Regions from separate parts of the Homo sapiens genome. Here region 2 is linked to region 1. A link is a loop called in an ENCODE intact Hi-C map of the cell type or tissue named here. Cell type or tissue: endothelial cell of umbilical vein. All regions are shown on one strand. Each heading gives the region's core, and the rest is flanking DNA. Links, peaks and the distances in the headings are about the cores only.

The links. Hi-C counts contacts between places; a loop is a spot of excess contacts. Peaks named below come from ENCODE experiments on the same cell type or tissue, not always from the same donor. Only the 100,000 strongest peaks of a DNase experiment are listed, where the experiment ranks them.
Region 2: a loop joins it to region 1, with 5 times the contacts of the local background. A loop is called at or near these places in 1 of 110 quality-filtered maps.

What each region holds. Positions count from the first base shown.
Region 1 is chr11:128,193,574-128,196,485 of GRCh38, forward strand. No RefSeq gene overlaps it. Among named protein-coding and RNA genes, the nearest start is that of LINC02098, 14 kb to the right of the region's middle. In endothelial cell of umbilical vein, for the core only: no CTCF peak of the experiment used is centred there; a DNase peak (open chromatin) is centred at 1,728; H3K27ac peaks cover 583 bases.
Region 2 is chr11:128,547,636-128,550,547 of GRCh38, forward strand. The region is part of intron 3 of ETS1 (ETS proto-oncogene 1, transcription factor); the gene reads right to left. Among named protein-coding and RNA genes, the nearest start is that of ETS1-AS1, 23 kb to the left of the region's middle. In endothelial cell of umbilical vein, for the core only: no CTCF peak of the experiment used is centred there; a DNase peak (open chromatin) is centred at 1,266; H3K4me3 peaks cover 570 bases; H3K27ac peaks cover 640 bases.

The DNA of each region.
Region 1 (2,912 bases), core at 216-2,715:
GTGAGAACATGGGCACATTAATTAACTCTCTAATCCTATTTTCTGATTTTGAAGTGGAGATAAATCCACTTTATGATATGAGAGTTAAATGAGGTTGACATTTAATTTCTAGAACTCCTCATCTGAGTTTTGTGGTTGCTGTTGTTCTTTCAGGCCAGGGGATGTGGCTCCATCGCATGGAAGATGAGAACTGTGCCTTTGTATCTGGTAATTTGCTTATTTTATGGAGTTATCTTTCTCCATTCATATCCCTTGCTAGTGAAGTATGAATGATGACTTGACAGAAATATGTGAGAAGCTCCTGGCGATGAAGGAATTGGTTTAGATCGTGTTTAGGGAGGTTTCCTTCCTGCCCTGACAGGCTATGGCTCTTTCATTCACACCCTAGTGTTTCTATCTATCAGAACATCGGCAGACACCTCAGTTGGTAGAAGGGTTTGAAACGAAAAAAGAAAAGTAAATGTAAAAGGCAATTTTCCTTTTATCATATCCCTGTCCCCAAGGATTCTTGATTTATGAGTAGGTTTTACAAATCTCCATAATGCACAACTTAATAACTCTTTTGTGTTCTCTTGGCAAAAGGTTGCATAAAGAGGGTTAAATGACCAGCCATCTTCCAGTCCTTGGTGGCTATAAAATCCAAGGTATAAAAATAAAGCACAATGAAATAGTGTAAATAATAGGATGACATTTAGAAAAAAAGGAACTTGGGGAATAATAACTGGAAAAAACTTCCTTATGTTTTAGATCAGTTGGATGATGAAATAGTCTCTGAGGGAAATGGTGGGAGCCTTCAAGCTTGAGATATTTTGAAATCTGGTTGTACTGAGCCCCAAAGGTCAATACTACAGGATCATTTGTTTTGTTATGTTTTGTTTGTTTTGTTTTTAAAGAGAAGGCAGCAACATAAGTTAATAGGTATTTTTCACCCTAATGCCAATTTATTGAATCAGAACTTGAGACTGTGTCCCTTACTCAAGTAACATATTCATTTTTTAACCAAATGGCAATAGTCCCAGGGGTGGTTCATGTAGCCACATATGGTGGTTATTTCTGGAAACTTTCTCCATAAGTATATTGACACAGTTCCTTTCTTCCTCCCTCCCTCCCGCTCTTCCTTCCTTTCTTTCCTTCCTTCCTCCCTTCCCTTCTCTTCTTTTCCTCTTCTTCCCTCTGTCTCTTCTCTTCTTGCCCATCTATTTTGTTCTGTTTTGTTGTTTATTTCCAGAAACATATGAAAGGTTCAACAAACATCTTTTCCCTCATCCATCATCAACTCTTAAAGCATGTCAGATCTTAGACAGAGCCCCAACTGCAAGTGACTATATCCAAGTGCTCAGAAATGTCCTATATGATAAAGAAATACACAAAAGAAGTGGGAAGGTATAATTAAATAGCTAACAGAAAGTGGCTGTAAATCAATGAATTTATCACAGTAGTCTTTGCACTCAGATATATCATCTTTAAATATCAGCGATGTCTAAACAACACTTGAAGTCAATGGTAGTGGAAATTCAATAGAGATAAGCACAAAGTCTTCCCCAGTTCATAATTTTCCAAAATATCGCTCAACATATTTCAAATCTGTTATGTAATTTCTTTACTTTCCACTTGGCTTTGCTGTACACCAATTCAAAAAGCCATCTCTTCCTGCTTCTATTATACTGCCTTGCCCTGAAATGCATTTGGACGCAACTGAACCACAACGGTTCCCGCAGTAAAGGAGTGAGCAGAGGCAAGAGTAATCTTATGTAACAGTTACATAGGAAACAGCTGGGGAAGTGAGAGATCGGTACAGCCAAGGCCAGCCACAGGAAAGAAACACCCAAGCATCAATCATCATGTTCAGAAAATGACAATATTTAATTCTACCAGGAAAAAAAAAAAAAAAACTGAGGTGGTGAGGGAGCAGAGAATGGGTGAATGTCTGTCCAGGCTGTTAGACAAACATAGACTCTGGATTTATTTTGAATTTAGATAAATAATCCCTGCATCCTCAGCAGGAATTTTGTTCTGGGAAGTTTGTACTTCTGTTTACGTGCCTGCCCTGGGTCTCAGTGTGGGAGCAGGCAAATGGTTAGTGCCTGGCTTAAAGTTTACAGTGGAAAGCACTTCATCAACAAAGTGTATACATTCATTCAGCCACCCAAAAATGCAACATATATTTCTCTGGATTTTTAATTTCCAGTATCTATCAGATAAATATATGTATATTTACATTTATATATATATATGTATATATTTAAAATAAATATATTGTATATAAAAAATATATATATATATTATTTTTTCTTGCCCTCTCCAAGTTCTTAACCACTTTAATTAACTTACTAGCTCTCCCACATGATATGAGACATGATTCACCTTCTACTGGATATGAGCCTACATGAAATTCAAATAGAGAAACGTCCTTACTGTCTAAACCTGAAACCACAGGGAGAAAGAAAATAGAAAACTTTTCACATAAGACAGGTAATTTTCTTAACAACTACAGATTAATATATTTTTTGCTGTAAATTTTATAGGACATTCTGTAGCCCAATTGCAAGAGCAAATTTTTCACAATGTATGTGTAGGTTTCTACCTTCAGTTTTAGAGAATATTTAGTGAAATCAGAGATTTGTTTTATTTATTTGAATATCTTTATTGTCTGCAGTTTTATTACTTTTGGAAAAAAAGAGGAAAAATCCAGCCTCTTCTGGTTTGCAATCTAAGCTCCATTTTTTTCAGGCTATTTTAAAGAGACTTCCATTATGAAATCCATTCTCTAACATCTGCAAGACTTGTCTTTTTCTGGAAGAAGAGTGGTTATAGTAATTGAGTAATAGGGAGTGAGATATGTCTCAGCATTCTGCACATTTTATTAATCACCAAGTGGTAAATAGTAAGCCTCTGCCCTCTATTTATAGTAT
Region 2 (2,912 bases), core at 179-2,678, 350 kb after region 1:
TTTTGGTTTTTTTTTTTAATCCCACCTAACAGAGATCCCAAAGTCCTGTTTTCTTAAATAGCAAGAAAGTTTGAAAGAGGCAAACAATTCTTCAAAGGTCATGAGGAATCTAACTAGGATGTCCAGGAATGGAGTGGGAGAAGCGTATCCCTATTTTTAAAAAATAGGGATGATGGGGAGGGTGTGGCCAACTGACTAGATCAAGATGTGGGGCAGGGTCTGGACTGAAAGCTGAGGGGCCACTCACACTGGCAGCTTTGGGGACAGCCAAGGTTGCCCCATGCTTCAGTGGGAAGGTGATTTTTCTCAGAGTGCAACTACATTTCATGTTTGACTGATGACCTCTGTCCCATGAGCTATTTATGCTCTTCAGACAGCAGTCAGGGAACAAGACAGTGAAGATGGAACCTGGAGGCATTCAATAGGGAAAAAAAGAGAGAAAGAAAAAAAGAAAGAGCGAGGAAGGAAAGGAAAGGGAAGGAAAGGAAAGGAAAGGAAAGGGAAGGGAAGGGAAGGGAAGGAAAGGAAAAAGAAGAGAGAGAAAAAGAAGTGGGGGAGTGAGAGACGAAGGAAGAAAAGGAGGGAGGGGAACCCCGGGCAATTACAGTAATGTATGAAAAGGTAACCTACGAAATCAGAGTTAAGAGCCTTCTCCACGCCATGCCTGGTGCTTTGCCATTTCCACATTCAATACGTTTTTTTTTTTTTAATTTCTTCCTTCACAGTAATTCTGTGAGGTGGGCACTATTATATTACAAATGAGGAAACTGAGGCTCAGAGGGTTCAGTGATTCGTCCAGGGTTGCACAGCTGGTGGGTGGCAGAGCTGAAACCTGTGCCCCAAACAGCCCTACCCAGCTCTCTTGATCCTTTGTTAAACGGTAACGACACACACTCTTACCTATCTCTCTATGTCCCCAACCTATCTGGAACTCCCTGTAACCTCTTGCAAAACTAAATCTAAGCCCAGAATCTCTTCTGTTCCAACCGTCTATTTCTTAAGCCCCGCTTGGGGCCCAGGCGCTGCCACAGGCCGAAGGGCGAGGTTCGGGCCGAGGCAGCCCACGCCCGTCCTCTCCTCCCTCCTCTCCTGGGAGTGGAAAGCTCGTCCCGGGACGCCCCAGCTCCGGGCCGGCTTCGCCTGCGCCCGCGTTGCTGGCAGCGCCGGGGTTAACCCTCCCGCCCTGCGGAGCAATGATTTCTGTTTTATTTCAGCAGGGGAAGTGTGTGCTGCCTGATTAGCCTGATGGTTTCCTCTTTTCCCATAACCTCCAGACCCCCATGGCCCAAGTGTTTACTCTCTGAAATAAAAAATCTGCTGGTGTTTTTCTTTTTGTGTGCTCGTGTATTTTGGGAGGATTGCAGGGGAGGAAGGCGGGGTGGGGTTAGGGACCGGGAGGCTGGGGGAGGGGAGCGGGCCGCCTCCTCCAGCTGCAGGCTCCGGGCTGAGACCCCTGGCTGCAGTGCAAGAAAGCAACTTATTAATGAGGGAGCTGGGTCTCCTGCCTCGGCAGCTATAAACACAGTGAACATCTGGAGAGAGAGCCCGTGTCTCTAGGCGGCCAGACACAGCACTACAGGCTGTCCCTGCGGCGCAGCCCGCCCCCACCCTCCACTCTCACGCGCCCCTCGCCCCTCGCCCCTCGCCCCTCGCCCCTCTCCTGGGCTCCGGCTCCCACCTCATCGGCCCACCCGAAGATGTCCATTCACCCAGTGCCGCGGCCGGAGCCGAGCGGGGCCTGACGCCAGCCGGCGGCGTCCACCGTCCCACCCCCGTGCGAGGAGTTCCAGGAGAGGGGTCAAACTGCTTGAATCGCATAAGAACCCGGTGCCCCAGGGACCTTTTCCCAACTCGGACCAAATATTTGTGGTTTGAAAAAGTTGAGAGAACGTTTTTTCTCTCCGCAGCCCCCTGGGAGTCCCAGCGCAATGCTGTTACTTCCTAGGATGTTCGAGAAGCTGCGAGTTCGAGGGCGGGCCGGCGGAAGGCTTGCCTTTCCACTGTCACTCCACGAACCCAGCCCAGAGGCTTCGGTTTGTCTGTCTTGGTTTCCTTCCTTCCCGGGGACCTAAAGGGGTGATTTACATTTGTAAAGGCCTTTCCAAGCCCTCCTTCCTCGGGGCTGTTGGGGTCACTCCTGAGAGCATGGGGTCTCTGGTCTCTAACCTGGGTGTGCAGCTCTTTCTGGCCCTCACCAGGCTGGCCTCTCCTTTGGCTGGTGAAATGAGGCACAGTGGGCAGATGCTAGCACATTAGCCTTGAGCAAGATAAGAGTGGGCAGGACTCAGATGTGAGTGGGCATCTGGTTTCTTCGATTCACCTAAATCCACACTCACACCATGGCGAAAGGAAAAAGAAGAAAAGCAGCGTTTATTTATTGGTCCCCTGCGATAGGCCACGACCTTTTAACTATACTACCCTCATGCAGTGGACACAAGAACTCTTTGGAAAGAGTGTATTTCACCTGTGAAAGGTGAGGGTTGGGAAGCTCAGTGGACTTAGCCAAGGCCGAAGGCCTGTACCGGGATGTGCTGCTGGGGTCTTGAGGCATAGGCTGGCTCTTCCCACAACACCAGGCCAAACCCTCTGCTTAGACTTAACACTCTTCAATTATACTCAAAATGTATACCAAAAGACCTTGTAATCTGAATATGAAATAGTACCAGCTCAAAAGCTACCAAGGCAGCAGGAGGTGGGAGGAAAAAGAAAGAGGCCATGTAGGAAGCAGGAGCAACTTCAGTCCACAGCTGATCAGAGGCATGCCCTCCACTTATGGAGAATAGGGTCAGGCATTTGCAGAATCTCAGTATCAGATGAGCAAACTGACAGAGCGAGTGTGCGGGAGATATTAGGCATGTGGACTCTCCCTAGCGGACTGCTTGGGCTAGGCTGGCCTTGCTTTCCTTCCTCTT